Linked DNA regions of Homo sapiens: region 1 is linked to region 2. The links are chromatin loops, found by intact Hi-C in ENCODE. Cell type or tissue: CD14-positive monocyte. All regions are shown on one strand. Links, peaks and the distances in the headings refer to the core of each region. The heading gives the core; the rest is flanking DNA.

Region 1 (2,913 bases), core at 87-2,586, 400 kb before region 2:
TAAAAAGAAATGGTTTGTTGTTTGAAAAAATCAAGTTGACATCCTTTGTGACTGTTCAGAGTGTGTTTGTGGTTTATTGGCTTCTAGGGCATTAGGTTTCTGTCTCCCATATTGACAGTCTTTATGAGCTCGTTAGCCACTGTTCTGGTAAAAGCCATTTTGATCTGTGATGAGGGCACTACATTAAAAGAGTATTGAAGTTGGAAATCTATATTTTGGTTCTTTCATTAGAATGTGCCCTTTACAAAAGAGGCAATATGAATTTGCATTGCAAAGGATTGCTTATTTCTTTTTAGAACTCTTGAAGTCAGGTAATTTAATTATGTCTATGCCATAGCCTTTTATCTTCCTCTGCAAAGAAACTCTCTCTTCTGACACCTCATATTGGAAGCCGGTCTTCTTATCCCCAGAATTAATTAACATGCAAATACTTGTCTAGAGATATGGGAACAGTGCTTTTTCAATTAGCATTTAAATATCACTCTTAATGATGTTAGATTGACTCTTTTAAGGGAAAATTAAAATAGTATAGTCATCTCTGGATTATTTCCTAGAGCATATTATTGATATTTCTGAAGATATGGGCTTAGTAGGAGCTTTTATCTTCTACTGTTCACAGACTGATTGAGTCAGATCCAGGGTTGGACTGGACAGCAAAGCCTGGTTCTGGCCTTCCTTTGCCTCTGGTTTCCTAGCTAGGCCTGCTGATCGTGCCCTGCACTGCTTCTCAGTAGCAAGTGTATTTATGTAGGAGCGGCACCTGCAGGAACTGTTTGCAACTGGGAAGGGTACCCAGAAGCAAGGAGGGAAGTATAGAGGAGCTTTGGTAGCAATCATCTCCCAAAAAATAAAGAAGATGAACTTTGGAGTTAGAGATGCATAGGTTCAAATGTTGCCTGTGCCACTTTGAAGCAGTATGATGTTGAGCAAGTTACTTCCCTTCACTGAGACTCAATTTCCTCATCTGTAAAATATAAATAGTAATATTTACCAGTCAGGTTGTTAAGAGGGTTAAACATGACAGTATATATGCAATATGTCTTACGTAAGTCAGAGTAGGCTCTCTGCTGTAACAAAGAACTCCAAATCTCAGTGGTTTAACTTAGGTTATGATGTGGTTTGACTGTGTCCCCACTCACATCTCATCTTGAATTCCCACATGTTGTGGGAGGGACCCAGTGGGAGGTAGTTGAATCATGGGGGCAGGCCTTTCCTGTGCTGTTCTGGTGGTGACGAATGAGTCTCACGGGATCTGATGATTATATAAGGGGGAGTTTCCCTGCACAAGCTCTCATCTGGTCTGCTGCCATGTGAGGTGTGCCTTTCACCTTCTGCCATGATTGTGAAGCCTCCCCACCACATGGAACGGTAAGTCCATTAAATGTCTTTTGTAAACTTCCCAGTCTTGGGTATGTCTGTATCAGCAGTGTGAAACAGACTAATACAGGTTATTTCCTGCTGGAAGAAAGAGGAGGGCTTTGCTTCATGCAGACATTCAGGGACCCAGATATCTTTCATCTAGTGGCCTTGTCATTTTCTAAGGCCTTGGAACCCTCATTGAATCATCTGTCTCTGGCTGGCAGGAGACGGGAGAGAGTGAACATGGATTGTGCAGAAGGCCAGGCTGGAGGTAGGGCACATTGCTTCCACTCAGATTACATTGGCTAGAACTCATAGCCATACCTACTTTGTGAGTTTTTTTTTTTTTTTTTTTTTTGAGACAGGGTCTTGTTCTGTTGTCCAGGCTCTAGTGCAGTGGTGTGGTTGTCCAGGCTCTAGTGCAATGGTGTGATCAGGCTTGACCACCTGGGCTCAATCGATCCTCCTTCCTCAGCCTCCCAAGTAGCTGGGACTACAGGTGTGCACCACTCCACCTGGCTAATTTTTTTTTTTTTTTTGTAGAGATGGGGTTTCACCTTGTTGCCCAGGCTGGTCTTGAACTCCTGGGCTCAAGTGATCCACCCACCTCAGCCTCCTGAAGTGCTAGGATTACAGGCATGAGCCACTGTTTCTGGCCACCATAGCTACTTTCAAGTGAACCTGGGAAATTTGTGCTTAAGAGAAAACCAAAATGGATTTGTTTAATAAACACATAGTCCATCACTATGTAGTTCACCACAAACATATAGTAATACTTGTTGAATAAATGAAAGGAAGAAAAATGAAATGAATTTTCTTCTTCATAGATTCCTAGAGTATTAGAGCTGATGGGGGCCTTGGAAGTGATAGAGATTTTACCCCTTCTTTTATAGATGAGGAGCCTGAGGGCTTGAGGAATTTAGTGGCCAATGCAAGATCATCCAGCTGTTTAGTGGCAGGACCAGAACTTGAACCCACTTTCCCCAAATGCTGCTGTTTATTCTGCATTTAATTATTTAAAATATCATTGTTTTCTGCCATAGGGTTGCCCTTGCCTTTTGGAATGTGAAGATGGGTTAGGAGGTGGGAGGGGGGTTAAGGATGTTATTCTGATCATGATAGCTAGACTTCAGTTTTCTTTGGGGAAGAAGAGGTTTGGTATTTTAGGGTAGATATACCCTCAGGGCTGGAGGCTCTACAGCTTCTCAGTAATTTGTACTGAGAGTGAAAATTAATCTTCACTCACTCACTCATGTGTTTAAATAGCTTTTCTTTAGTCCCCTCCTATGTGTAACAAATCATCCAAGGTGATATGGATGCAATGATGAGCAAGATGTTCACAGCCTAAGGAAGGTGTCAAATATTTACACAATAATTACTAAATGAAATGAGGAGCAAGGAAGCAACAAGGTGGAAGGGACCAGCTGCTAGGGTGGGGAGGGAGAGGGCATAAGGAAAGCTTTATGGAGGCAGGGTCTTGAAGAATGGATCACAGTTTTTTGGGAATTTGATCTGTCCTGAAATACACACACTTGTGTTTGTGTAGTTGGTGCA
Region 2 (2,913 bases), core at 188-2,687:
ATTAACACCCACCCCCCAAGCCCCCAATAAGAGAGAAGTTCTCTCACTCAGGAGAAGGGTGTGAGGGATGAACTTGAGCTGACTTGCCCCACCAGGCTCCCTAGGGCAGCTCAGTAATGCCCAAGCCTCTCCCCTGTATCCTGTGTACAGATTCTTGGATGTAGCCCCTGAATTTACCCAGAATCCTGAAGACCCAGGATCGTGTGGATGATTTGGAAACTACCGATAATCCTCAAATCCCTTTATTCAGAAGCTTTCAGCTTCTCCCTTGCCAAGGCTTGTCACCAGAACTGTTAGAAAGGATGAACACTGATAGACACAAGCTTGGCTCCTTAAGCCACAGCGTGGGGGAACTAATGAGCGGCAAAAAACAAAACTCAACCCAACGCAGACAGTAGGAGGAGGAGAAGAAAGAGGGCTTGGATCAGCCACAGCCTGACTCATCAGTTTCTGAGTGATCATGAGTTGACGGCATTTTGACATGTGCCAGGCACTGTTGTGTATACCTTGTTGAATGAGAGTCAGGAAACAGCAATTGGGGCCCAACTGCTGTTTTTTACCACCACCAGTAAAAACCTGACTTCTTAAATCTCTGCAAATCCTGTGAGTTTTAATATAATTTGGTGCAATTTTAAGCCTCATGTTATTTAAATAATTTTTCCTTATTGTAAAGGTAATATATGCTCATGTAAAAAGTTGCAGAGTCGTCGGGGGTGAGAGGACAACAAAGAAAAAATTACCCCTAATCATGTCATGCAGAAGCAACTGCTGTCAGCATTTTGGATTCTCTATTTATGTAGTTGAGGTCAGGTTTTGCATCCTTTTCTTCAGTTAGTGAGGGAAAATGCTTACATTAAAATGTTATTGCAAACCCTTTGTAAAAAGTATTTTTAAATAACTATATCATATTCTATTATTTGGGTACATTATTTTGAACTTAAGCTAAGATACTGGATCACTTTTAAAGTATCTTTAAAGACATGCATTTTCCAAGGAAGACGGCATTACCTCCAAAGGTAAGATTTCACTGATAATCTGTGAAGAAACTAAAGGCTACAGTATGCCAGTACCTTTACTGTCCTCCTTCTCTTGCCTATAGACCTAAGTCCCTTTATAAGATTTTGGGGAAATAGAAGGAATTTAGAGCTCAAAGGGTCCTTTGAGAGCATCTAATCTGCTCTTTTATTTTATCGGTGTACCGTCCCATGGTCGTGAGGTGAGTTATGTCTAGTCACCCCCGCAGTTATTTCCCCATCCTGCTTCTTTTCGGAACATGATTGCATGCCGGGTTTTTTTCAGTCGTCAGCATCTCCACTGAGATCAGCTGAAAAGTATGGTCACACTGAACTCAGCTTTGGGGAATTCACACTGCACGTGTTGCACAATGTATGCATTTCTGTAAACACACACCGAGTCTTTCTCCAGATTATAGTACAGCCTATCATGTGGTTTGGATTCCTTTGAGCTGACTCTGTTGCCCATAGAAAATTGTCCTTATTTCAAAGGCAGAATTGCATATTTTGAGCTTTTCCAGGTGGTAAAGTAAGTAATAACAGAATATGCATGAAATTTGAAATTTGTAACTTTATGCATGCCCATTAACCTTCGTGTAAGCATAAAAGATAAGAAGGCAATGGGCAAGGAAGAATAATCGCTAACATTTCTGAGCTCTTCCTGTGTGCTGGGCATTAGAACCAGCATCTGCACGGGTTAACTGGTTTAATCCTTACCAGTCAATACTCTCACCATCCCCACTTTATAAATGAAAAAACCTGAGGCCTCGAGAGGTTAGGTATCTTTTTCAAGGTGCTCTGAACCAAAATAATCTGTCCCAGAGCCCGAGCTTCTATCCCCCAACTAAACTGCATTAACTCTTACAGAGCTTAGTAGAGTTTGAGAGCTGGTTTTTGTTATATTTCTTTCTAATACTGGGGTATAAGGGTTGATACCAAGATGCAGATGTTTGAGGTTTCATAAGAAGGGGCCGAGAACCCTGTGGTTTAGTTTGTTCCTATTTGGGGATGGCTTCCTGGCAACCCAGCTGAGTGCAGAGCCCGCTCCTCTCTGAGCTGCGCGTAGTCCACGGGGGTCTCTGAATCTCCTTTGGGGCCCCAGCTTTACCCCAGTGGGCTCCTTTGTAGGAAAGGTAGGAATTCTGTATTCAAGTTGCTGTTTTGAATGGTGTCAGCAGTAAAGACTAGTGTCTCCCCGACCTCCCAGGGACTGCAGTAGGGTTCAGGATACAGGAAGCTATATCACATAGCTCTATCCTGTCCCCATATCCAGTCTTGAGGTATTTCCTATGTGCTTGGGCTCAGACTGGTTACCTATGTGGCCCTCTACTCCCACTTAATGGCTTTCTTTTGTTTATTTTTTTTTCTTTTTTGAGCCAAGGTCTGGCTCTGTTGCCCAGGCTGGAGTGCAGTGGTGCAGTCTCGGCTCACTACAACCTCTGTCTCCCAGGCTTAAGCGATCCTCCCACCTCAGCCTCTTGAGTAGCTGGGACTACAGACCTGTGCCCCCACACCTGGCTAATTTTTTTGTATGGACAGGGTTTTGCCATGTTGCCCAGGCTGGTCTCAAACTCCTAGGCTCAAGAGATCCTCCCACCTCGGCCTTCCAAAGAGCTGGGATTACAGGCATGAGCCACTGCACACGGCGCCACTCAGGGATTTCGTTTATTCAAATCACAGCAAAATTAAACCGGTTCCAAAAAGTTCTGTCTGAATTCAAACAGAAGCAAAAACTCTGTACTGCCTAAAGAGTCTGCCTTGACTCTGGTTATTGAAGTTTTTGAATGAATGTCAGAGAAAAAAATCTTTTGTAAAGGCAAGCTGTACTATATACCCAGAAGATGTTCAAATAAGGAATAGGAGAACTTGGGGAACCTAGAACAGGACCTGGGACCGGAAG

What was found. Hi-C counts contacts between places; a loop is a spot of excess contacts. Peaks named below come from ENCODE experiments on the same cell type or tissue, not always from the same donor. Only the 100,000 strongest peaks of a DNase experiment are listed, where the experiment ranks them.
Region 1: it touches region 2 in a loop (6-fold over the local background); 1 of 110 quality-filtered maps calls a loop at or near these places.

Annotation. Positions count from the first base shown.
Region 1 is chr12:93,772,119-93,775,031 of GRCh38, forward strand. The region is part of intron 2 of CRADD (CARD and death domain containing adaptor protein); the gene reads left to right. Among named protein-coding and RNA genes, the nearest start is that of CRADD-AS1, 36 kb to the left of the region's middle. In CD14-positive monocyte, for the core only: no CTCF peak of the experiment used is centred there; a DNase peak (open chromatin) is centred at 1,103; H3K27ac peaks cover 1,922 bases.
Region 2 is chr12:94,171,817-94,174,729 of GRCh38, forward strand. All of the region lies in intron 2 of PLXNC1 (plexin C1), which reads left to right. The region is part of intron 1 of PLXNC1-AS1 (PLXNC1 antisense RNA 1); the gene reads right to left. Among named protein-coding and RNA genes, the nearest start is that of PLXNC1-AS1, 3.2 kb to the right of the region's middle. In CD14-positive monocyte, for the core only: no CTCF peak of the experiment used is centred there; DNase peaks (open chromatin) are centred at 435, 1,325 and 2,015; H3K4me3 peaks cover 1,788 bases; H3K27ac peaks cover 2,500 bases.